Linked DNA regions of Homo sapiens: regions 1, 3, 4, 5 and 6 are each linked to region 2. A link is a contact called in ENCODE Hi-C or POLR2A ChIA-PET data. All regions are on one chromosome and are shown on one strand. The core of a region is the stretch at or near the end of the contact, and the rest is flanking DNA. Distances in the headings are between cores, read along the strand shown.

Region 1 (3,605 bases), core at 1,106-3,605, 660 kb after region 2:
CACTTTGGGAGGCCAAGGCAGGCAGATAACTTGAGGTCAGGAGTTCAAGACCAGCCTGGCCAACATGGTGAATCCCCGTCTCGACTAAAAATACAAACATTAGCGGGGTGTGGTGGTGCATGCCTGTAGTCCCAGTTACTTGGGAGGCTGAAGCAGGAAAATCACCTGAACCCGGGAGGCAGAGGTTGCAGCAAGCTGAGATCATGCCACTGCACTCCAGCCTGGACGACAGAGCGAGACTCCGTCTGGAAAAAAAAAAAAAAAAGAAGAAGGAAGTCATGGATAAAGAGGAGTTTTAGAAAAAAATCCCTCTACAGATGACTGAAGAAAGCATGAAAATGTATGGACACCGTGAAGCCAGAGATAGAATAGGCAGAACAGTTATGGACTGTTGAATTTTTGTCTGCAGACCAGCGCTGGGGGAGTCATTGGCAATGGCAATGGAAGGTCATGCCTAGAATCCAAGCACTGAGTGGAAAAGAGCAACAGGTATTTAAAATGGATTCAGACCTTTACTTCCGTATCTACACAAACATTTACCCAACATTCACTCTGTGATATGTTGTACTAGGTGTCTTTTTCTTCAATGTGTCAGAACCCATAAAATAAGATTGCTAGAAGACTCCTGAGTGTTCCCACTAGGTGAAAGGGAGAAGAGATACTTCCTTTTTTCTCACCTTACACGCACACACACACACACACAGCTGAAGAAGAAACTCTGGGGTTTGCCTAAAACAGTCAAGGGCTTTGAAGACTGAAAGACTGAGCTTTAAATTTTGATTCCGCCGGGCGCGGTGGCTCACGCTTGTAATCCCAGAACTTTGGGAGGCCGAGGCGGGCGGATCACCTGAGGTCGGGAGTTGGAGACCAGCCTGACCAACATGGAGAAACCCCGTCTCTACTAAAAATACAAAAATTAGCCGGGCGTGGTGGCACAAAAATTCAACAGTCCATAACTGTTCTGCCTATTCTATCTCTGGCTTCACGGTGTCCATACATTTTCATGCTTTCTTCAGTCATCTGTAGAGGGATTTTTTTCTAAAACTCCTCTTTATCCAGCTACTCGGGAGGCTGAGGCAGGAGAATCACTTGCACCCGGGAGGCGAAGGTTGTGGTGAGCCGAGATTGCGCCATTGCACTCCAGCCTGGGCAACAGGAGAGAAACACTATCTCAAAACAAATAAATAAAATAAAAAATAAATCCTCATTTTACTACTTGATATGATCTTCTCTGTAAAATGGACCTAACCCTACCAATCTCAAAAGATTGTAAGAAGTGCATGGAATCACTCGAAAGCAGTCCTGACATAAGCGCGTCAGTCACACGCCTCTAAGGCTTCACAGGGAAAGACGAGAAGATAGAGGACGAAGACCTTGTCTTGTTCTGCTTTTAGCTCCAGAACTTGGCGGGGAGCACAGGGCTTTATTGATCGATGTCAACTCCACCTGGCTCCCCAAAGTATTTAAAATGGTAGCCACGGGAATAGCAGAGTACTCTCTTTCAACTGGGGAGGAATATCAAATGAGGTTAATAGGCCGGGCGCGGTGGTTCACACCTGTAATTACAGCTCTTTGGGAGGCTGAGGCGGGCAGATCACTTGAGGTCAGGAGTTCGAGACCAGCCTGGCCAACATAGTGAAACCCCCGTCTCTACTAAAAAATACAAAAATTAGCTGGGCGTGGTGGCGGGCGCCTGTAATCCCAGCTACTCGGGAGGTTGAGGCACGAGAATCACTTGAACCTGGTAGGCGGAGTTTGCAGTGAGCCGAGATCGCGCCACTGCACTCCAGCCTGGGCGAGAGAGCGAGCCTCCTTCTCAAAAGCAACAACAACAACAAAACCAAATGAGGTTAATATTCCACAGTGGTGTGGGGCTAGACACAGTTACACAGACTTTATACAGGCGGCAATCAAGCGTCCTGGACGTCAAGAAATCTAGTTTGTCTGTCGCGCCACGCAGTCAACTGGAGTGTCACTGTGGGTTCTATTTACACCGTTATGAGAAAAACCTGTGGCGGAGTAAAACTCGGTAACTCCGCTCGCAGACCGCCCATCTACAGCAGTGAGCGAACCCAAACCCCACACGGCCAAGTCCCGCGGGTTTCAGGAAACTCCGAAGAGGTCGGGGGCCAGGGGCGACTATGGCGCGGGGGAGGCTGGGAATTGTAGTCTCCACCTGCCTCCGAGGGCGGGGTCCGAGGGCGGGGCTCTCAGGCCGAGGGGGTGGGTGGGTCGCCGAGCGCCCCGGCTCGCCCCGGCGTTTCCGGTCGCAGGCGGGCTCTGGAGGAGGAGGGGCGCCGCGACCGACGCGCGCGAGTTGGTCTGGGAAAAAGGGCGGTGCGAGCGGGTGCGCGCGCAGCGGGCCGGCAGTGGCGGCGGAGATGGAGGAGGGAGGCCGGGACAAGGCGCCGGTGCAGCCCCAGCAGTCTCCAGCGGCGGCCCCCGGCGGCACGGACGAGAAGCCGAGCGGCAAGGAGCGGCGGGATGCCGGGGACAAGGACAAAGAACAGGAGCTGGTGAGGCGCGACCCCGAGAGTCGGCGAAGGAGGCTGCGGGGCTGAGTCACGGCGGCTCCGCAGGCCTCAGGCCCGACACCCAACTACCCCACCGCGCCAGGGAGAGGGCGGTTGGGGCGACCCTCGGGACTCCCGGCACCTTGCCTCTCTGCTCCTCATTCTCCGTTCCGCGCTGTCACCTCCGCCGTCCCCACCAACCCTCACCACCGCCGCGTGAAGTGGACTCGGGCAGGTCATTGTCACCTCCGTTTCCTAGAGTGGCATTCAAGTAGAGCCTGATTCAGAACCCAGGCTGATTTCTCACCAGGGCTTCCCATTCCCACTCGGTTTCCTTGTCCACCTGGCCCCTCCTAAGGAGGCAGGCTTATTCTTCACCTGCCCCGGGTAAGTGGGAGGAGGACGTCTTTGGGATTCCTTCTCTTCATGAGCTGCTTCTCCCAACCCTCCAGTCTGAAGAGGATAAACAGCTTCAAGATGAACTGGAGATGCTCGTGGAACGACTAGGGGTGAGTCACGATGTTAACATGATTCGGTGCATGTTTGGATCTTTCCCACTTGTTTTATTCTTTTTTGAGGCAACTGCTATGTACGGTGGACTGTATTTTAGGGTCAGTGTTATGATGATGTTGGGAGGCAGGAGAGTTACAAAGGGTATTTGTACAGTTTTGCAGCTTTCTCTTGTGGGAGAAGCAGAGTTCTTACCTCTTAACTTGGGTCATTTGTTTTTGTGCCAGGCAGGGTGCAGGGAGTTGAGGAATCACAGATGAATGAATAAGACACAGCATTTCCTTGGAGGAGTTGTTAAGTTAAATATCTCTGTATTATGACTTGAAGGGGTGTGACTCCTTTTTGTCTGAGCCCTGTCGTCTCTTGATCAGGAGAAGGATACATCCCTGTATCGACCAGCGCTGGAGGAATTGCGAAGGCAGATTCGTTCTTCTACAACTTCCATGACTTCAGTGCCCAAGCCTCTCAAATTTCTGCGTCCACACTATGGCAAACTGAAGGAAATCTATGAGAACATGGCCCCTGGGGAGAATAAGGTAAAACTGTTTCAAACCTGGTGGAGGCCTAGTTTAGGAATTCCTT
Region 2 (3,770 bases), core at 910-3,409:
CCCGGGAGGCGGAGCTTCAGTGAGCCAAGATTGCACCACTGCACTCCAGCCTGGGCGACAGAGTGAGACGTCACACACACACAAAAAAAGTTCCAAAGTCCAGAAATTGTCTTAAATCACAAGGAATAACAAAACTGAAGAAGGCTAATCCGTGAGCCTGGGGTGCTCATAAGGAGCTGCTAAGAGAAGACCACGTGAACCTATTCAGCAGCTACCTCCTGAGGAGCGGGAATTATTAAGCATACATCAACAAATATAAAAAATCAGTGTAAGAACAGCATTGTACTTCTCGACAGCAATACCAGAATCTAGGTGTTAATAAAGCAGTATCTTCGAAATCCCGAATAAATATAATTTATAATCTAGATTGTATGATTAGGCAACATCATCATTCAAAGGTAAAATAGAGTGATGATATTTTTAGACATGAAAAGTTCAAAAATATTTACTTCTCATGGACCTTTTCTTAGGAAGCTATTTAAGAGGAATGTGCTCTACCAAAATATGAGGCAATGCTCGAAATCACAGAAGAAAATGCTAGGATGCTGGAGAAGGGAAGACCCAAGACAGAGAAGCAAGCTTCCCAAACAGTCATTGGAACTGCGGACCAATGACTCTAAGAAAAAAGTACAGATACACACACACACACACACACACACACACACACACACACACATACACACACGATGGATTATCTGATGGGTTTGATTATATGGAGTTGTATTGAAAGCATTTTATCGTTTTAGAAAAACTAAGAGGACATTGTGATAGATCCATAATAAAATAAGCAAAGAAAGAGGATAATTATTAAAACTCCAAGGAAAACCAAAAGCCATACAAGATGGGAAATTGTATACGATTTGTCTCAACAATGAATAATAAATACATGGTCTCATTAGCGTAAACATTAATGATTTAACCAGATTATGAGAAGGATAGCTTCCTTAATAGGAAATAGTCATACATTATTTGGAAATATATAAATACCAGAAGAAATAGCTCAAATAATTGAATAAGAGATGGAAAAGAGGCCTAAAAAGTATGTTTAAAAGGCCTGTATATAGGCCTTCCATATTATTTCCGCCTCTGGTCATCAGAACACAACGCCTAATTTAATAGAGGCATGACGGTATTCATGACATGTAGAAGATAGAGATTTTTAAATTTGGTATCAGAAACCAAAAACTAGTTAAATGGTTGCAATCATCCTTTAAAAGAATACCTGCAGGCGGGGCGCAGTGGCTCATGCCTGTAATCCTAGCACTGTGGGAGGCCAAGGCAGGCGGATCACTTGAGGCCAGAAGTTCGAGACCAGCCTGGCTAACACAGCCTCTACTAAAAATACAAAACATTACCTGGGCGTGGTGGCGGGCACCTGTAGTCTCAGCTACTCGGGAGGCTAAGGCGGGAGAATCGCCTGAACCCGGGAGGCAGAGGTTGCAGTGGGCCGAGATTGCGCCACTGCACTCCACCCTGAGTGGCAGAGCGAAACTCTGTCTCAAAACGAAACAAAACAAAAAGCTTGCAGACACAAAACGACAACACAATGTCCTTTAGGAACTCCATCTACCTTGGAAAACAGGGATTTGTGACAGCTTTGGTCGACGTGCATGTGCGTTTAAAATAAAAAGGTAACCTAGGATTTGATACCAGGGACAGTAACAGCTTTATCAAAAAAAAAGAGGTGGTTTTCCTTGCTCCTTCTAAGGACTGGGGTTTTAGTCTCGTCCACCCTGCAGGCCCTCAGGCCTGATTTCCGATTGTCTATCAAAGGGTCAAATAAAAAGCTCTCTAAGCTTCGACCCAAGCTTTAAAGTCGAAGGGCTGATCGCGGGCTTTTTCCTTGGGACGTGGCAGGGGCCTTTGAGGGAAGGAAAGAAACGACTCTGGCTTCTCACTCGGCTCCTTACACAAGAGGCATTTTTTTAACTGTCTCTGCTTAAAACAAGGTGTTTTTGAGTCAGCAGCCCTTTGGGTGGGTCTCGTCCTCTTGGGCACCCGACACCCACCCCACGGCGGGAGCCCCAGGTGGCCCCGGAGGCCACCGGGAAGCGTGAACTACATCTCCCAGGGTTCCCCGGGGCGGAGGACGCCCACCCGGATTGGCCAGGGTTCGCTGACGCTCAGTGTTTTGGCCCGGACGGTCACATGTTTCCTTTGTTGTGAGCTGCGGCAGAGACTGGTGGCTGGAGGAGACGCCGGCGCTGGAGAGTGCGCTGCGCCGCCCGCCGCTGAGGGACCGCGGGGTTAGCCACTGCTGGCTGCTTCCAGTGTTCGCCGAGAGGTACCGGGGGTGACAGCTCCGGGACCGGCCGAAAGGCGAGGAACCGGTCAGAGTCTGAGTCCTCGGGGGCGGAGGGGCGACGGCGGTCCTGACCACCGGGGTGTCTGCGGGAGGGCAGCCAGCGGCGGCCGGCCTCTCAGAGCCAGACTGGCGGTCTGCGGAGAGGCTGCAGCTGGGCTACAGGGCCCCTTTCTGAGGCGAGGGGCCTCCAGGGTTCACCTGGGGGGTCTTCCTCCCCCGCTTGGTAGCTACAGCCCTGAGGGAGGGCGCGCGCGCCTCCTGGCACTACGGCCCGGAACCGCGGCGCGGCTGGTGCGGCCTGGCTAGGGCGGGGTGGTTGCCGGGACTGGGGGTAGCCGCAGGTGCGGTAGGCTAGTCGCCGCGGGGCCGGGCGCCGCCGGGGGAGGCGGCTGGGCAGACGGGTGCTGCTTGTTGCCGATGGGCTGCGAACGGGGCGCTGCTTTTTATTTCAGGAAGCCCGGGGGAGTGCGACCGCCTCAAATCCAGCCTTCTTGTTTGGTGGGACGACCGTCGGTTCTGTCCGGGAGGAATGACGGGGTCAAGGTGGGGTCCCCAGGGCCGCGGGCCCGTGAAGCCCCATTAAAGCGATTGCGAAATGCACTCGGCACTGTCACCTGACCGTTACCCCCGCCCCCGTCCCCTGCGAGCCTTTGTTTACCACGATCGCGACACCCGGCCCGCTGCGGCCGTCCCCGGGGAGCCGGGGCGGGCGGGGGAGCGGGCGTTCCGCCGGCGCAGTCCCCGCCTAACCTCCCCACCTTCTTACCACTCCAGGACTCAGTTTCTTAATTTAGTTCCTAATGGACCCGCCCTCAAGTTCTGGACACCCCGGGTGAAGACTGTTAACGCGGCGGGGATTGGGCGCCTGCGGCAGCTTGTGGGCGGTACCCGAGGGAGAGTTCGAGTTTTTATTGGCGAGTTTTTATTGTCACTAGGTGGGCCTGCCCTGGGCCATTCTTCCCGCCCCCTTGAAGGTGATCTGGAGGACGCGCGGGAGCGCGCGCTGTCGCTGCTTTTGCAGCTGCGGCCCGAGTGGAGCCGGGTGGCGCGGGTGCGGGAGGCGCGCGCTCCCGCCCCTGCTGCGGGCGGCTGGTAGCCTCGGTGGCCGCCGCCGCCGCTGCTGCTGCCTGATCCTGCAGGCAGTTCTGGGCACGCAGAGATCGGCTACCGTGGCCTGCCCTCCGAGGACCGGAAAATTAACACCCTTTAACTAGTGTCGCGTTATCTGCCGGGTGGTTCGCAGGAAGTCCTGCGAACACGTTGTTGCCAGTTCTGTAAACGTGTTTAGATAGCTAAATATAGATCACAGTGCCACATCTTAGGGGGCCCCACGGTCACCCCTGAGGCAGTGGCTGTTCACAATTGATTTTAGTGGATTTTAATGATTAATCACTTGCTCTTGTGGGCAGCTTTTCAAAAATCACGTCTTTGTATTTGCAGCTACAGACTGGGTCCACCAGCTAAG
Region 3 (4,077 bases), core at 859-3,358, 700 kb after region 2:
AGGGATCTGAGGTTTCCTGGAAGGTTGGGCCCTCAGATGGGCTTGATAGGTGCCTTCCTGGTCCGGAGAAAAGGGAGATTAGTGATAGGACATCCTTGCTAGGCTCTGCTCTCCTACCAGAATGATTCAAGCCCCTGTGTGGGGAAGGCTTTTGGGTTTCGGGTTGTTTATAGCTGGAGAATCCCTTTATGGCTTGAAGGTGTCATCTGTAAAATGAAGGGGCTGGATGCATGAAGGGAGGTTTTGCGACCCCGTGTAGTGTGACTGGGCTGGCTTAGTGAGTGTTCGCCGCCCCTGCCTTCAGGTGGCAGTCGGCTCTGGGAGGAGAGGACCGGCATTTTCGAACCCGGTCCAGGCCGCCTCTGCGTGGCTGTGACGTCGCTGCGCCCCGCCTACTTTGGGTGGTGACGCGGCGGTCACGCCCCCGCGCTTACGTCACCGGCCCGGTTCCCTCTCCGGGGAGCGGCGGCGGACGCGCGGCTCCCACCCCTCCCCTCTCACGGGCTCTCCCCTCCCCAGTGTGGCCGCGACCCTACCCTCTGCAAGGCGATGGCCCGCGCCCCGAGCGCAGGCTAGCGTGCCTGGGTGCCCGGCCATGGGCTGTATCGGCTCTCGGAGCCCGGCGGGTCAGGGTAAGAGGCGGAGGCCGGGTACGGGTTGGGGAGTCGGGCTGCGGCCGCCGGTGCGCGGGCCGCGGGTGGGTGGGGGCCTTGAGGAGGGGGCCGGTGTCGGGAGAGGGAGGAGCCTGCACCGGGAGGCGGGCCAGGCAACAGGAGGGAGCGGGAATGAGCAGGGAAGGGGCCAGACCGACTCCGGTTCGCTCCCACGGCCTGCCTGCCTTGGGGTTTTGCAGGGCAGACGCATGGTCTCGCCGCTGGCTGCCGTGTGCCCACTGCTCAGGGTGGCCGGAGACGCACAGCCCCGGGAGGGGCTGGGCAGCCCGATGCCCCCACCACTCCAGCCCTCGGCGACTGGCCTTGCGCGCCCACACACACACTCCCCTCCGCCTACACCTCTGCCTTCACAGTCCTGGGAGTGGCCCTGTGCTGGGAACCTGCTTCTCCCAGCCGTGTCCCCATCTTCTTAAAGAGGTAGCCTTTCGGTCCTGGCTAAGCACCCTACCACAGAATTTTTGTCGGACATTGACTCCCCTCTTCAGTCAGTCGGCGAAGGGGGACTGAGGTCCCGTTTGGGGCACCTGTGAACACTGAATCACCTCTCACCTATTACAGTTGTTTTAATGTCCTGCCCCCACTCAGCAAAAACAAATCACTCTACTCTGTGGAGGGAAAGAGGAACCCAGAGGCAGGCCATCAGGGCTTCCTTCCCACAGTGCTGACCCCTGCCTGGGCCTCGGTTTCCGTGGGTGGCCATGCACACCGGGCCTGGCCGTAGTCCTGTGCATCAGAGGTCGGCCAGCTTCCTTTACTCCGGTGTGGTGGATTTCTCCACGCATAAGGCAAGGCAGGACTGGGTTTGGGATGGGTCCTGGACCTTCAGGGCAGGTGGTCAGTCACACAGGCCTTGGTGTGGTTGGTACTTGATGTTCTTTGGAGCTAAGACTGGCTGAGATTTGTACTTCCCTTGAGGAATTCTGGGATTTGTAGTCCTAAGTTAACCTCGTGGCTTTTGAAGCTGAGGAGCAGCTGACTGCTCTGATCTCTCTGGCCCTATCAAGGCTTGGAGTTCAGGAAGTCATCACCTTCTCTTGTCAGGGGTGAGTTTGGCTGACCTCAGGACTGGCCTCGAGAGCCCTGGTTAGGTACCAGTTGGGGGCCAGGGATGGCCTGTAACCTCCTGTTTTCCTTCTGGTTGGTAGCATTTCTGGGGACCAACAGCTGGCCGAGGCTCAGGGATAGAGACGGCTGCTCCAGCTAAAGGTCAGTTGTGATGTACATTGCCTGTTGGCACTGTCTAGGGAATGGGCCTCAGCTCCCCGAGTCCCAGAGAGCTTGGCTGAGCCCTGGTGTTCCCACCTCCTCAGAGCCATGAGGCAGGAATGTTCTCCTTATGTGACTAGGCACAGGTTCCAAATGGGGAGGGGACTGGCTCAGCATCCGGAGCCAAAACAGGAATAGAACTGGGAGCTGAGCCTGGAGCGGTTCTGGGCTTTTGGTTCTCTGCATCAACACAGCCAGCATGCCTATGATTTCTGTGCTGGGCAAAATGTTTCTGTGGCAGCGTGAAGGGCCTGGAGGACGATGGACTTGTCAGACAAGTCGCAGAGGTGAGACCAGGGATCATGGATGTGATCTGGGAGATGATGGGAAGCTGAGCAGTAGGGTGCTTAGGTGGAAAAGGAAAATTACTCTGGCTTAGATATTAAGAACCAGGCTGAAACAGGGAGAACCAGGCTGGGGCCAGACAGGGCATCAGGAAACGGCTTCAGGGGACAGGGGTGAAAATCAGAAAAAATATCATGAGTTCGTCAGAAAAGAAGAGTAAAGAGCTGTGGACCAGCTGAGGCTGGCGAGAGGAAAGAAGGCAGCAGGAAGAGAGAAGGAAGGCAACCCTCCTGCAAAGGGTCCAGGGTGGCGGTGGTGGGGGGGACAGTGATGGCGGAAGAACTCAGTGTGCTTTCCAAGAGGAATGGGTAGGCTGGGAAACGGGAAGGAGAGTCAGAATTTATCATTGTTTGGTTTCACCCTAGGGTTTTGAGGCAAAATTTATCCAGAGCAGGAAGGTGGCAAGTGGGCTGCCACAGAATGGCCCCAGGGGCCCGAGGGTCAGTGATGTGTGGGATGGGGGCTTTTAGAGTTGAGGAGAGCACTCAGTGGGCGCTGGTCTTCTGGAAGGTGGGGGAGGGGCCGAGAAATGATACGGCAATACTGGATGAAAATGGGGATCTCTGCAGAAGTAGGGGCACAGCTCAACAGCCTTTCCCCTTCCTCTCAGTGTCCTCGGACCCCGCTTGGGCTGTGGAGTGGATCGAACTTCCTCGGGGTCTCTCTCTATCCTCTTTGGGATCTGCTCGAACCCTCCGAGGCTGGAGCAGGTCCTCCCGCCCTTCCTCGGTGGACAGTCAGGACTTGCCAGAGGTGCTGGGCCCCTGGTGGTGGGGGGAAGGAGGACGTCATCCATATAAAGGGGATCTGCAGCCCCCACCCACGCCTGGCCAGCCAGCTTCTGGCTCCCTTTTCCGGCGGGCGGAGGCGCTATCCGGCGGCGGGCCGGGAGGCCGCCCCCGTGCCGGTCTGCTCTGCTCGGCGCTGTGCCAGCAGGCGGAGAGCTCGCGCCTTCCGCGCTGACGTCAGCGCATCCCGGGCCGTATCCCGGGAGACCCTGTTGCGTGGTGATGGGTTGCCAGGGAGACATACACCTTTTCTCTGGGCCTGGGCCGCAGCTGCGCGGAGCGCCGGGCACGGATGGCGGCGGCTGAGGGGAGCGAAGCGAGGGAGGGAGAGCAAGCTAAGAAACACCCAGCAGGTGCTCCCCCGCCTAGGCCTGGCTGGAGGCTACTGGCGCCACCCTGGGGGCCCTGTCAGCCAGGTACCCAAGGGGAGGGATCGAGGGTGGGCCTCAGGTCAAGGGGCAGTGTTGGCTGCCCTTGTGAGGGACGGGAACGTGATAGAAGAGAGCTGGGCAATGCCGGGGAGGGATGTGTGCCTCCAACTTCATTAAGTGAGGGAAACATTTGCTGGGGCTTGTCAGGGAGCCCTGAGCCAGGTACAGGGTGGAGTTAGGAACTTACGTGCATCAGACTTAGGCCTTGCCATCCTGAGCTCCCTCGGGAGACAGACAAGGGCAATGATGGGGGCGGGGTGTGTCAGAGAAAAGAAGAGGCTGTCGGCTGAAAGCATTATTTGCAGGTGACACTTGAGATGGGCCTTAAGTGATGGCAAGCATTTTTTCACGTAAGGATGGCATTCTTGGCCCAGAGGAAAGCTGAGTTCCTTTTCCTGGAGGCAGGCGGGCTGCTTGCTGACAGGGATTGGTGGAGAAGGGTTTTTGTTTTTTGTTATTTATTTTTATGTATTTATTTATTTGAGACGGAGTTTCGCTCTTGTTGCCCAGGCTGGAATGCAATGGTGCGATCTCGGCTCACCGCAGCCTCTGCCTCTGGGGTTCAAGCGATTA
Region 4 (3,616 bases), core at 100-2,599, 630 kb after region 2:
CTATCCGGTCATCCTCGATCACCACTGCGCAGGGAGAAAGCGCGTCAGCCGCGCGGCCTCGGGGGGCGGCGGCGATGAGAATGAGCCCCGCGTCCTAGCTTCCCGCGCAGCTACTGCCCGTGGCCCAGCGACGCCCCTCGGAACCCTGTGCCGCGGTGTCCTCCCCGTCCGAACTCTTCTGGAGACCCAACCCGCCGCCAAGCCTAGACCCCCTCCCCTCCCGATGGCGGAACGCCCCTCTTCCAAAGGCTCCAGCTATTCTCCCTCCCAGTGCGAGCCCTCCTGCCACCTGAGCCTTCCTCCCTCTGAGTTGATCAGAAACCTCTTGCTCACGGAATCCCCCTCTTCAACCCGCACTTCAACAGATCCCCCTGCTCAAATGGGGCTCAAACCGAGTATCCAGCTGGTCCAGCCCTCTCCTCAACCTGAGCCCTCTCGCCGCTGGAACCCCTCTTCCGATCCTGGCACCAACAGAGCTCCCCTCCCCATGCAAACAACCAAGACAAGCGGACCCCCGGCCTCCTGCCCTCTCTTGTTAGACGTCCCTCTCGACCCGAAGGTTCTTCGTATTGTCCACCGACTCAGTATTTGATCCCAAAGAATCAGCCCGTTACCCCGTGCTCCCACTTCCGTGCAGCCCCAAATGCCCCGACCGGCCCCTCCCCCTCGCCCGGGTGCCAGGGCTCTGCTTCCAGAGGTGGCGAGCATCGAATCCGGGGCACCGTGTTCCCGGGAGAAGGGAAGAGGGGGACACACACTGCAGCGGGGACCCCCCCCTCCAGCCCGGGCTGGAGAGCGGCTGGTGCGCTGGTCTGCGGCAAGAGCTGCGGGCACTCGGCGGGGAACGGCAGCCGGGGGGCGCCCGGCGGAGGGTTTCTGGGTCAGGCGGCGACTCCGGGCCCGGGCCGCGTACCTCGCTTGGCTCGGCCGATCTGGCCCAGCTTGGGGGGTCGCTTGGCCTGGTTGCCCGCGAAGAAGGAGTTGGTGTCCTGCAGGCGGCAGCTGAAGGAGAGGTCGGAGCCCTCGGGGTCTGCGCCGAAGCGGCCCATCTTGTCTTCGCTGTAGGGCAGGATCTCGGACATGGCGGGCGCGGGGTGGGCGCGGGGCGGGAGCGGGACTGCGGCGGGGCGCGGGCGGCGGGCTTGCTGCCGGACCGGCCCTACCTCAGCAGGGGAGCCGGCGGAAGGATGAAGTCATGCAGCATCCGGGGCTGAGGAGCCAAGCGGGGCCTCCTCCCCCGCGCCTCCGCCTCCCGGGCCGCTGGGCAGGCGGCGGCGGCGGCGGTGGCGGGGACCGGGCGGGGGCGGGGGCGGGGGGCGGGGGTGGCGGCGGCGGCGGCAAGAGCGGAATGACGATGAGCGCCCGACTGCGGCAGAGCACGGCGGGCGGGGCGCGGTGGAGGCGGGGCGGGCACTGGCCAGGGGAAAGAGGCGGGGCCGGGGGCAGGAGCGCGCCCAGCTACCCCGGGAACAGAGGCAGCTGGAGTGGGAGGTTCCCGCACTGTGGCGGGGAATGGCCAGCACGTGGGTCTTGGGGAATAGTACCAGCCAACCCGGCCGGGACCTCGCGGGGAGGGGCGGGACCGAAGGGGGGTGGGATCGAGCCTGGTACTGGAGGAGCTTGGAGGAGGGTCTGACCCCTAGGCTGGGAGAGGCGTGCAAGGGGGACTGGGAGCAGGAGGGCAAAAGCTGGCCGGGCGCGTTGGGGCGGGAAGGCGGCCGCAGGGCTGGCAATGGAAAGCGGGGAGCGGGAAATGCGCGGGGAGGAGACTCGGGTACAGGGTGACTGGGGAAGGCACGAACCCACAGCGCGGGAAGAGCTCGGGCCAGTGGGATGGTGCCCTTGCCGCTGACGCGCTCTTGTACTAGTTGCTCTGCTGGTCTTAAGTAGATCGTCAGGGTCCGTGCGCCTCTGAGTGCCGGTCTGTGTCTCTGTCTCCGCCTTTGTGTGTGTCAGTCCATCTCTAAGTGTCTGTATCTCTCTGTCTCTGTGCCCCGTATCTCTTTCGCTGTGTTATGGCCTTTGTCTATGCCTGTCCCTTAAGTGTCTGCCTTTCTCTATCTATCTCCATTCTTGACTCCTGTATCTCTGTGCCAGTGTCTCCGTCTCCTGAATCTGGGTATTTCAGTCTCTCCTAGGAGGGGTCTATAGAAACTGGGCCGACGCGCGCGCACCAGGGCAGACACCCCCAGCCCTAGTCCGGTGGCTGTAGCCCCCCGCGGCTCTGGAGTGGTGCGCTCGCAGTGTAGGAGGAATGAATGGCGGCGTCGCGGGGGGCGCCCTGGGCTGCGGGTGACGCGGGGAAGCTCGGAGCACCTGAGGACGCGGAGCGCGCCAGTGTGTGCCCCGAGGGAGTGCGGTAGAGATGGAGGGTGCCCCCCGCCCTCGTTGCTTTGGACCACGGGTGAGTTCTCGCCTCACCGATGGGAACATGCCCTCTTCTCCCCTTGCCTCCCGCCCCCACAACCCCCGCCCTGGCTGGCCGTCACCCGCGGCGTCACCTGCTTGCCAGCGCGCAGGAGCTCTGGCGCAATCACTGGCCTTGGGGAGGAGGGGGTGTCTCACATGCGGCGACAGTGACGGCAGCGCTGAAAACGGTAATGATCACCCTGTACGTTCATTCCACACTCCAGGCGAACGCGCTTTCCTTCCTTAATCTGGCCAAATTACCAAATCACACAGCTGGTGAGGCTGCCTTGTAGTGGGTCTCCTTCCAACACTTTCTCGCCAGGTGTTAATACCGGAGACACAGGGACAAACGCAATGGTGGCTGCCCAGGGAACTGGATGGGGGGGGCGGTATGCCACAGGATACCTTGATGCCAGCCTCACTCAAGGGCCCAGGCCTGGGGGCCCATCACTATGAAGCCCTCCTCTGCTCTGTCCTAGTCTCCGGGATGAGGGCCACAGCTGGAGGTGGAGGCCCAGCCTGGAGTGAGAGGAGCCCTGAAACTGGAAGGACAATAAAGGCGGAAGACTGGGGTCACTGGAAGAGAGTCCAGAAAATTCCACATACACTGGAAGTTGTCCAGTAATGGGTTCCAATCCTGACTCCCACTTTCTCAGTGACCTTGAACTGAAGGACCCATAATCATGGTTTTAAAAAATTAATTCGTTTGTACTTAAAACATTTTAGGAGGCCGGGCTCAGTGGCTCACGCCTGCAATACCAGCACTTTGGGAGGCCGAGGTGGGTGGATCACCTGAGGTCAGGAGTTTGAGACCAGCCTGATCAACATGGCAAAACCCTGTCTCTACTAAAAATACAAAAAAAATTAGCCAGGTGTGGCACACACCTGCAGTCCCAGCTACTTGGGAGGCTGAGGCACAAGAACCGCTTGACCTAGGGTGGCAAAGGTGGCAGTTGGCGGACATTGGGCCATTGCACTCCAGCCTGGGTGACAAAGCGAGGCGAGACTCCGTCTCAATAAAAGAAAGAGAGAGAGAGAGAGAGAGAGAGAGAGAGAGAGAGAGAGAGAGAGAGAAAGGAAGGAAGGAAGGAAAAAAATTTTAGGAAAATTAAGAAAATCACATAACATCTTTTTTTTTTTTTTTTTTTTTGACACGGAGTCTTGCTCCGTTGCCCAGGCTGGAGTGCAATGGCGCGATCTTGGCTCA
Region 5 (3,619 bases), core at 65-2,564, 730 kb after region 2:
ACCATGCTCCTATCCTGGTCTGGGCAGATTGGCAAGTGTCTCCTACCCCATCCCAAGGGTTGGCCCCTCTACCCTTGCTCTACTCCCACCTCTCCCTGACATCCTGATTCATCCAGCTACTTTCTCCTAACTGGGCACCTCCCAGACTTATAGCCTCTCCTCTCCAAGACGTTCCCTCCCTGCCACCTTCCTGGGCAAATTCCAGCCCAAGCTGGTAAAAAGGAACCACGGGCCCCTTCCTTTCCCTAGGGCTTGGGTCTTCCACCCCAGTGACATGAGGAGGGTCACGTGGCTTCTCAAACACCAAGTAACAATGGGGGCGATAAGTCAGCTCAGAGCCCAGGACCCCTGCTTCTAATGAGGTCAGGGGACACACCCTGGGGTGGGTGGGGGCTGGATACCCCGCATCAGCATAGACAAAGGTCCCAATTCCCACACCCATTCCTGCTTCACCCACCCTCCCTAAAGCTCCTGTCCCCCAGAGTGGCAAGCCACCTTTTTCCAGAGTCAACTGAGGGGCTCCTGGAGCCAACGCTGGGTGTGGAGCCTCCAGAGGTAGGGTCTGGGGCTGACCATCTTTCTACACACTCGATTCTATGCTTAGCATGGTGCCATGCACATGGCAGGGACACAGAGAATGTCTTGGGTGGTGGAGATAGTGGCGTAGAGAAAGTTCAATGGTGTGAATGGTGCCGCGGAAGGGGCAGTGGGGTGCTGAGACTTGGGCCCAGGTGGTGAAGGGGAGGTGCAAAGAAAACGTGCATGTTGTGGGGTGAGGGGAAGGACACCTGAGACAAGTACCTGGTGTCCTTGTCCTCTGCAGGCCCTCAGCCTCAGCCAGAAACCAGCATGCAGTTTTCCATCCCTTCGGCCCTGCAGCCTCAGACTTCCAAGCCTCAGTTTCCCCAGCTCAAAATGCTAGGACAGGATTAGGGTAGGCCCCTGGTCCTCGCGCTTCCCAGGGTAACCTGGAGCAGGGGTCCCGGAGCGCACTCCTGGGGCTCAGCTCAGCTTCACTTACCAGGGTCTGCTCGTACTGCAGCGCCCGTGGCTCCATCCCTTCCTCCGCCGCCGCGGCCGCCATCTCCGCGCACTGCCCTCTCGCCTCCCTCGGCGGTTCCGGCTCTGTCCTGGACTCGGCTCCCGGCCCGCAAAGTCCGCGCCGGCAGCCGTCCCGTCCCCGCAGCCCGGGAGGCCGAGAGCAGAGTGCGGCGGGCCCCCGGCGGGCGCCGCTGGCGCAGCCTCCCGCTCGCGTCCCCTCCCCGGCGGGCGGGCCGAGGGCGGTGCCCTCTGCGCTGCTCCGCCCGCCGGCCCATCCGGAGGGGACGGCCCAGCCAGGCTGGGGTCCGCGCGGGGCCTCCCGAGAGGCGGCAAGGGGCGCTGGGAAGGCGCAAGCCCGCGCCGGCTCCCTGCGGATGCCCGGGTCGGAGAGGGGCGCCCGGGAGGGGCGGGTCTACTGGCACGTGGAGGGGCCGGCCCGGGTTCGCGGTTCCCCGTGCCCAGGCAGGAGGGGCTGCAGACGCCTGAGCTCCGTAGGGGTTGGGGCTGGGGGCTGCGGAGCTGTCTACATCGGACTCCTCCGGGTCAGCCCGTTAGGAGCCGCCTCCCCTCTGCCCCTCCGAAGAGACGAGCGGCCCAGACAGGCCTGGGAAGGCCCCTCTGCCCCGTCAGGGGTGAAAAGCAAAGCTGGAAGGATTCGGAGAGGGTTGGGGCCGTCTTCCTCATCCTTCCTTTTCTCGGGGCTCCCGTGGGTAGGTGCACTTGGAGCAACCGGGCCTGCGGGGTGTGCGGGGGTGGAGGTTGGGGAGGGCACCGGAAGGGGTAGGCCGGAGGGAAGGGAGCTCCAGGTGCCGGGAAGTCTACTCCTGGGACGCGGGCGTGGGTCGCTTCTCCCTGGCTGGGCCCAAGGAGGAACCCAAGTCGCTGCTTCCATCCCTCCGCTTTGGGGGAACTGCCTGCTGGTGTTCTGGGTTCTCTATCAGGGGCTGGGGAAGGATAGAACAGAGGGCGGAGCGCGCGCAGGGTGGATGGGCAGCGTAGAGATAGTGTGAGAGGAGCGAGGGCAGCGCCCAGGAAACGCACAAGTGTGCGGGAGAGCCAGCACCAGGAGTAAGGGGCATTTGGGAGGCAGAGGCGGGGCTCAGGGGGCGGGAGCAGTGCCCGGGAAGGGGGGGCCTTGTGATAGAAGCCAGCACTCAGGAGGAAGGGCCAGTGTGAGGGAAGAGCTGGTATCCAAGGGACAGGGCAGTGCCAGGCTGAAGGGGCACGGAGGGGATCCGTGTCCAGGAGAAGGCAGTGGAGGGGGAACGCGCAGCACTAAGCTGGAGGGGTAATGCCCGGGGGAGGGGGGTGGCGGGAGCCCGGCTGAAGGGGCGGTGTAGGGGAAGAGAGCAGGGCCTGGGGGGAAGAGGGAGGGCAGTGGTGGGAGGGTGCAGTACGAGAGGAGGGGACAATGCAGGCTTTCCTCTTCTCCATAGCGACGTCATGGCAAATTCCCAAACTGGACGGATCCGGCTCGGGTTACGTCCAGCAGGGCCGAGCCGGCCCAGGCCGGCCCCGGGGTCCTCGGTGCCGGCTGGAGGGGCTGGGCACCTCTGGGGCGGGGTTCTGCTCCACCTGCCCTCGGCGCGGACTGTGCCCTCGGCGGGCACGCGGACCGGCGGGGTAGGGCTAGGGCCCGGCTTCTCTGGGCCAAGGATCAAGGTCCCTGCCTGGGTTAGGCCCCCACGCATTCCAGTCTTCGGAACCCGGCCTCTGAAGAGGGCGCAGTAGGGCCCCAGCGGAGCGCGAGAACCCGCTCTACAGCCTATTGCTTCCCCGCCCTGGGCAGAGCCACCTGGACATGAGACCCGCCCTCAATGCCGAAGCCTCTCGGAAGCAATCTTTCGGGACGGAAGTTAAGTAGCCCCGAGCGGGAGGCTGTGGCGGAAGTGGTCGCGTTACCGCTTGTTTGTGCGCATGCGCCACTCTCGTCTGGCCGCCGCGCTTTCAGGAGGTGCTTTTGGTTCTCTCCGGTCTTGTCCACGCTAGGGGGTGCACGTACTCCCAACTGTGGTCGCGCTCTCACCCCTTCTGCTGCTCTCGTGGCCCCCTCGCGATGGCGGGCATCCTGTTTGAGGATATTTTCGATGTGAAGGATATTGACCCGGAGGGCAAGAAGTTTGACCGAGGTAAGTAAGGTATGTAGGGGCGGTTTGGAGGAAGAGGCTAACCTCGCGGACATGCCCCTGGGCCCCGTGTCCACCCAGCTCTTGTGGCCTGCCCCTACCAGCAGGTCCTGGTGTAGGGACCTCCCTCAGTAAACATTTTATGGATGAGAAAACGGAGACTCCCGAGCTCTCTCTGGCTTCACGCATGCCGTGCCCGGTGCCTGGGTGGCCTTTTGTCATGGTGCTGGCAAACTCCTAGGCATATTTATAATCGCTACCTGCTCTGTGCTAGACACTGTCTTGTGAGACCAGCCTGGCCAACATGGTGAAACCCCGTCTCTACCAAAAATACAAAAATTAGCCTGGCGTGGTGGCGGGCGCCTGTAATCCCAGCTACTTGGGAGGCTAAGGCAGGAGAATTGCCTGAACCTGGGAGGCGGAGGTTGCAGTGAGCCAAGATCGCGCCACTG
Region 6 (3,951 bases), core at 672-3,171, 520 kb after region 2:
ATTTTCCTGGAGTCAAAAATTTGGCCAGGATATGAGACAAAAGGCTGTAAAAGTAGGTAGAGGTTAGATTATGGGGGGCCTTGAATAGGGATATTTGGGGGCTTTGGGGAATGTGGAAAGGTTTCTGAGTAGAAGAGGTATCTGAATGATGTTGTTATTCTAGTGTTAATTTGGCAACAGTGTATAAAATGGAGTAGAAGGAGCCCATACTTAAGACCATAGCATCCAAGGCCCTATGTAATCTGGCGGGTCTATGTTTCCAGCCTCACCTAGGACTGTTCCTTTAGTCATGATGGCCTTCTTATTCCTCAAATGTAACATGTTTATTCCTGCCTTGAGCCTGTATATTGGCTGTGCCCTCTGCCTAGAAGGCTGTCACCCCAGATCTTCTCATAGCCACTTCATCCTTGCTATTTCTAGGTCTTTTTTTCTGGAAGAAGTTTTCTCTAACCAATCAGAAACCTCTTTCTCGTTTTGTTTTGGTTGTTTTGTTTTTGTTTTTGTTTGAGGCGGAGTCTCGCTCTGTCGCCCAGGCTGGAGTGCAGTGGTGGGATCTCGGCTCACTGCAAGCTCCACCTCCCGGGTTCAAGCGATTCTCCTGCCTCAGCCTCCCGAGTAGCTGGGACTACAGGCATGCGCCACCATGTCCAGCTAATTTTTGTATTTTTACTAGAGACGGGGTTTCACCATTTTGGCCAGGCTGGTCTCGAACTCCTAACCTCAGGTGATCCACCTGCCTCAGCCTCCCAAAATGTTGGAATTACAGGCATGAGCCATTGCGCCTGGCTTCCCCTGTCACTATCCCATCACTTTGTTTTACCTTCTTCATAGCAGTGGTCACTCTGAAGTTATGTATTTACAAGCCTATGTGCTTCCCTCCAGCTGAGGGAAGGTCCTGAGAGCAGCCTTGTCTGTCTCGCTATCGCTATATCTCATGCGATATGCCTTATACACAGTAGGCCTTCAGTATTTATTAAATGAATTAAAAGTTAAGGGGTGAGGAGATCTGTGAGGAACCGGCTATACCTAGTTCTGGAGTTCTGGTTTGAGACTTACTGTCTTAGGCATGCATGCATCCACTTATCTTTTTTTTTGGGGGGGGGCGAGGGGGGATGGAGTTTCACTTTTGTTGCCCAGGCTGGAGTGCAAAGGCAGGATCTCGACTCACCGATCTCGGCTCACCGCAACCTCCGCCGCCCGTGTTCAAGCGATTCTTCTGCCTCAGCCTCCCGAGTAGCTGAGATTACATGCATGCGCCACCACGCCCGGCTAATTTTTTTGTATTTTTAGTAGAGACAGGGTTTCTCCATGTTGGTCAGGCTGGTCTTGAACTCTCGACCTCGGGCGATCCGCCCGCCTTGGCCTCCCAAAGTGCTGGGATTAGAAGCGTGAGCCACCGCGCCCGGGCCCCACTTATTCCGCATTCAACCCATTTATTAAACCACTACCTTGCAACTGGACGCTAAGGTTATAGGGAGGAATCAGAACTGGATGCTGTCCTTCTCTCGAGATCAGTTTAGTAGACTCAGTGACAGCAGTTGTGCTTCTCAAGAAACACTGAAGGGCCATGTTGAGGTCATTCTCCTCCAGGGATCCAGAGTCAGACCCACCCTCTTTCCCCAGACCATTTCTGGGGACCAAAGCAATCCCTGCATTCCACTCTTCCTGGACTGCAGAGGAGTCGCCGATCCCACTTGGGTCCGGAGTCAGGGCCTTCAGGGGTCCGGGAACGCCGCCATCCCGGTGAATCTCCCCTTCCGTTTCTAGGGACCCGGGACCGGAGCGCCGCGGCCCGGCCAGTGGGCGGGAAACCCTGCCATCTGCCGCGACGCCGGCGCCTCTCCGCGGCGGCCGGGGGCGGGGCGCGCCGGGGCGGGGCCGCGCCGGGCCGGAGGAGGGGAGCGGGCCCGGACGAAGCCCTGGGCCGGGAGGGCCGCGGCCACCGGAAGAGTCGCGGTCGCCAGTCCAGTCGGGAGAGTGGGGAGCGGAAGCGGCGGCCGCGGCGGCGGCGGGCGGCGCTGGGACCCGGTAGCGGCCGGAGAACAAGGGAGCTGGCGCCGCCAGCAGCCGCCGAGCTGGGTTGAGCCGCTGGGCCGCGCCGCGCGCCGCCGCCGTCTGGGAGGCTCGGCCCGGCCGCCCGAGCAGGCCGCGCGCGGGCCGCCGGGCCCGAGGCCAGAGCCATGGGCGAGACCAAGATCATCTACCACTTGGATGGGCAGGAGACGCCGTACCTTGTGAAGCTGCCCCTGCCCGCCGAGCGCGTCACCTTGGCGGACTTTAAGGGCGTTTTGCAGCGACCCAGCTATAAGTTCTTCTTCAAGTCTATGGACGACGATTTCGGGTGAGGATGGCCCCCGCCCCGCCTCCGGGAGCCCCGGCCGCTCTGGCTTCTAAGGGATGACGCGGTCCGTTTCGACTTGCCTCGCTACACCGGCTCCTAGCCCCGCTCTGACTTCTAGGGGCGACTCGGCCCATTTGGGCCCCTTTGGTTCCAGCCCCAGTAGCAACTCCCGTTTACCTCTGAAGAGGGGACGTTGGCCTCCCTTGTTTAAGGGGACGTCCAATTCCCCACTAGCAATCAGAGTTCCTGCCGGTGCGGTCCCCTTACCTCTTCAGAGACCAGTGGCCCACAGAGACAGACACACCCCCCCTCCACCTAGTTTCAGAGCCCGAGTCCCCCATCCTCCTCCTGCCGAGGAGCCAGAGCCACCTTTTTCCGCACAGACTTGGGTCGTGTGGCCCTCGTTCTTCGCCCCCTTCATCTTTTCAGCAGCACAGCTCCCAGCCATATTTGGAGTATGCTGCATCTGAGGGCTCTGCTGGGACTTTGAGCTGGGGGAGGGGTGTCGGGGGTGCTCGGGCGCCTGGCCGCGAGCGGGGTCTGCAGATCTGATGTTTATCTAGCTGCCTGCCCTCTCCTTTGTGGGCTGTTGTGGGTGTTGTCACCGGAACAGAGAGCCTGACCCCTGCGGAGTAGTCCTCACTGACCCAGGTGCTGATCTTTCCTCCAATTCGGGCTTTTTTCCTCCAGTTGGTGGCCAGTGGAGAGACGTTAGGAAGGGCCTGGGGCCTGGGTGGGATAGCCAGGAAGAGTTTCTTGGTGTTCTCTATCTTCCCCTCCCTGGTGGGGTCTTCCCTTCCACCCAGCTGCAGAGATCTGGACAGGCACAGTTTGGAAGCAGTCACTTTCCCTTTAAGAGGGGATGGAATGTTGGAGCCGGAAGGTTCTGAAGCAGCTGGCCTGGGAAGAGGGGGGCCTGGCTGATCCCCCTCGAACCCCCCCAACTCCCAGGAGACTGGGGGAGGGGGAGGCGCCCACACTTGCCTGCCGCCTCACTAACTGGGCGCTGGGCCTGGAGGCGGTGGGGAAGGCCCCTCCAGGCCTGAAGGCTGCCTCTCCAGCCCTAGCCTGAGGCCTGCACTGCTCTTTGGAGCTGAGGCCCCACAGCCAAGAGGAGACATTCTTCTCCCCAGTGTTCATCTGTCTGGCTTCTCTCCCAAGCCCCTGGCCCACCTAGCACTAGGAAGCAAGCACCTTCTGTCTAATGCCTGGCATGTTTTGCTGTCACCTTCTGCCCTGGAACTCAGGGTTGGATGAGCCCCTGAAATCATGTGTGTGAGAGTGCTTTGTACAGTGGGCAGTGCTTTGTAGATTCTAACTATTCTTGTTTCTGTTGTTGTTCCTGCCCTGGGGTGGGGTGCTCCTGGTGTGATAATGATTGTCTGCCTTCAGCCCAGAGACAGACACCTCTAATTGGAAGATTCTGAGGAGGGATGGATCTAGAAGGGGTCTGGGTGAGGGGGTGGATACTTTGGCCTGGCAAGAGAAGAATAGGGTTAGAAGGGATCAAGCTACTGCCTCCACATAAGGAATGGGGGAAGATGAGCCAGAGTCCAGTGCCCTGGGGCCACCTCAGATCCAGATGCCTTGAGGGACTAAGATAGGCTGTC

The links. Hi-C counts contacts between places; a loop is a spot of excess contacts on that map. ChIA-PET counts read pairs that join two places held with the same protein, here RNA polymerase II (POLR2A). Pooled maps may share reads with other maps.
Region 1: a loop to region 2 is called in a map of naive thymus-derived CD4-positive, alpha-beta T cell, with 27 times the contacts of the local background. The contact joins the promoter of PSMD2 here to the promoter of KLHL24 in region 2. A Hi-C loop is called at or near these places in 2 of 168 maps with a recorded cell type or tissue (both naive thymus-derived CD4-positive, alpha-beta T cell), 4 of 37 single-sample maps with no recorded cell type and 16 of 50 pooled maps. POLR2A ChIA-PET finds 5 or more read pairs at or near these places in 2 of 52 experiments (BJ and activated T-cell).
Region 3: a map of ascending aorta shows a loop between it and region 2 (5-fold over the local background). The contact joins the promoter of FAM131A here to the promoter of KLHL24 in region 2. A Hi-C loop is called at or near these places in 2 of 168 maps with a recorded cell type or tissue (ascending aorta and sigmoid colon) and 11 of 50 pooled maps. POLR2A ChIA-PET finds 5 or more read pairs at or near these places in 1 of 52 experiments (activated T-cell).
Region 4: a pooled map shows a loop between it and region 2 (3-fold over the local background). The contact joins the promoter of CAMK2N2 here to the promoter of KLHL24 in region 2. A Hi-C loop is called at or near these places in 1 of 37 single-sample maps with no recorded cell type and 1 of 50 pooled maps. POLR2A ChIA-PET finds 5 or more read pairs at or near these places in 1 of 52 experiments (BJ).
Region 5: a loop to region 2 is called in a map of CD8-positive, alpha-beta T cell, with 7 times the contacts of the local background. The contact joins the promoter of POLR2H here to the promoter of KLHL24 in region 2. A Hi-C loop is called at or near these places in 2 of 168 maps with a recorded cell type or tissue (CD8-positive, alpha-beta T cell and naive thymus-derived CD4-positive, alpha-beta T cell), 5 of 37 single-sample maps with no recorded cell type and 17 of 50 pooled maps.
Region 6: a map of gastrocnemius medialis shows a loop between it and region 2 (6-fold over the local background). The contact joins the promoter of DVL3 here to the promoter of KLHL24 in region 2. A Hi-C loop is called at or near these places in 1 of 168 maps with a recorded cell type or tissue (gastrocnemius medialis) and 7 of 50 pooled maps. POLR2A ChIA-PET finds 5 or more read pairs at or near these places in 1 of 52 experiments (activated CD4-positive, alpha-beta T cell).

The regions. Positions count from the first base shown.
Region 1 is chr3:184,296,886-184,300,490 of GRCh38, forward strand. It overlaps PSMD2 (proteasome 26S subunit ubiquitin receptor, non-ATPase 2), which reads left to right and starts at 2,356. Exons shown (of 21, transcript NM_002808.5): 1 at 2,356-2,516; 2 at 2,966-3,022; 3 at 3,395-3,559. The coding sequence starts at 2,382. RefSeq lists a silencer at 2,024-2,363.
Region 2 is chr3:183,633,464-183,637,233 of GRCh38, forward strand. It overlaps KLHL24 (kelch like family member 24), which reads left to right and starts at 2,160. Exons shown (of 8, transcript NM_017644.3): 1 at 2,160-2,330. LOC107986162 (a long non-coding RNA gene) reads right to left here and starts at 3,146. Exons shown (of 2, transcript XR_001741042.2): 1 at 3,072-3,146; 2 at 700-2,821. RefSeq lists an enhancer at 2,006-2,065 and silencers at 2,486-2,595, 2,606-2,675, 2,866-3,185, 3,236-3,565.
Region 3 is chr3:184,335,492-184,339,568 of GRCh38, forward strand. It overlaps FAM131A (family with sequence similarity 131 member A), which reads left to right and starts at 2,109. Exons shown (of 6, transcript NM_144635.5): 1 at 2,109-2,227; 2 at 2,896-3,038. The coding sequence starts at 2,140. RefSeq lists silencers at 313-742, 659-859, 783-852 and an enhancer at 2,651-3,262.
Region 4 is chr3:184,260,204-184,263,819 of GRCh38, forward strand. It overlaps CAMK2N2 (calcium/calmodulin dependent protein kinase II inhibitor 2), which reads right to left and starts at 1,350. Exons shown (of 2, transcript NM_033259.3): 1 at 914-1,350; 2 at 1-24. The coding sequence starts at 1,082. All of the region lies in intron 2 of EEF1AKMT4-ECE2 (EEF1AKMT4-ECE2 readthrough), which reads left to right. RefSeq lists enhancers at 1-4, 5-556, 2,442-3,204.
Region 5 is chr3:184,360,396-184,364,014 of GRCh38, forward strand. It overlaps POLR2H (RNA polymerase II, I and III subunit H), which reads left to right and starts at 1,315. Exons shown (of 6, transcript NM_006232.5): 1 at 1,315-1,751; 2 at 2,478-3,170. The coding sequence starts at 3,098. CLCN2 (chloride voltage-gated channel 2) reads right to left here and starts at 1,210. Exons shown (of 24, transcript NM_004366.6): 1 at 1,022-1,210. The coding sequence starts at 1,084. It overlaps LOC124906311 (a long non-coding RNA gene), which reads left to right. Exons shown (of 3, transcript XR_007096193.1): 1 at 1-362; 2 at 469-555; 3 at 824-916. RefSeq lists silencers at 985-1,574, 2,135-2,404, 2,475-2,744, 2,805-2,984 and an enhancer at 3,205-3,324.
Region 6 is chr3:184,153,456-184,157,406 of GRCh38, forward strand. It overlaps DVL3 (dishevelled segment polarity protein 3), which reads left to right and starts at 1,922. Exons shown (of 15, transcript NM_004423.4): 1 at 1,922-2,341. The coding sequence starts at 2,181. RefSeq lists a silencer at 1,819-2,168 and enhancers at 2,506-3,383, 3,384-3,951.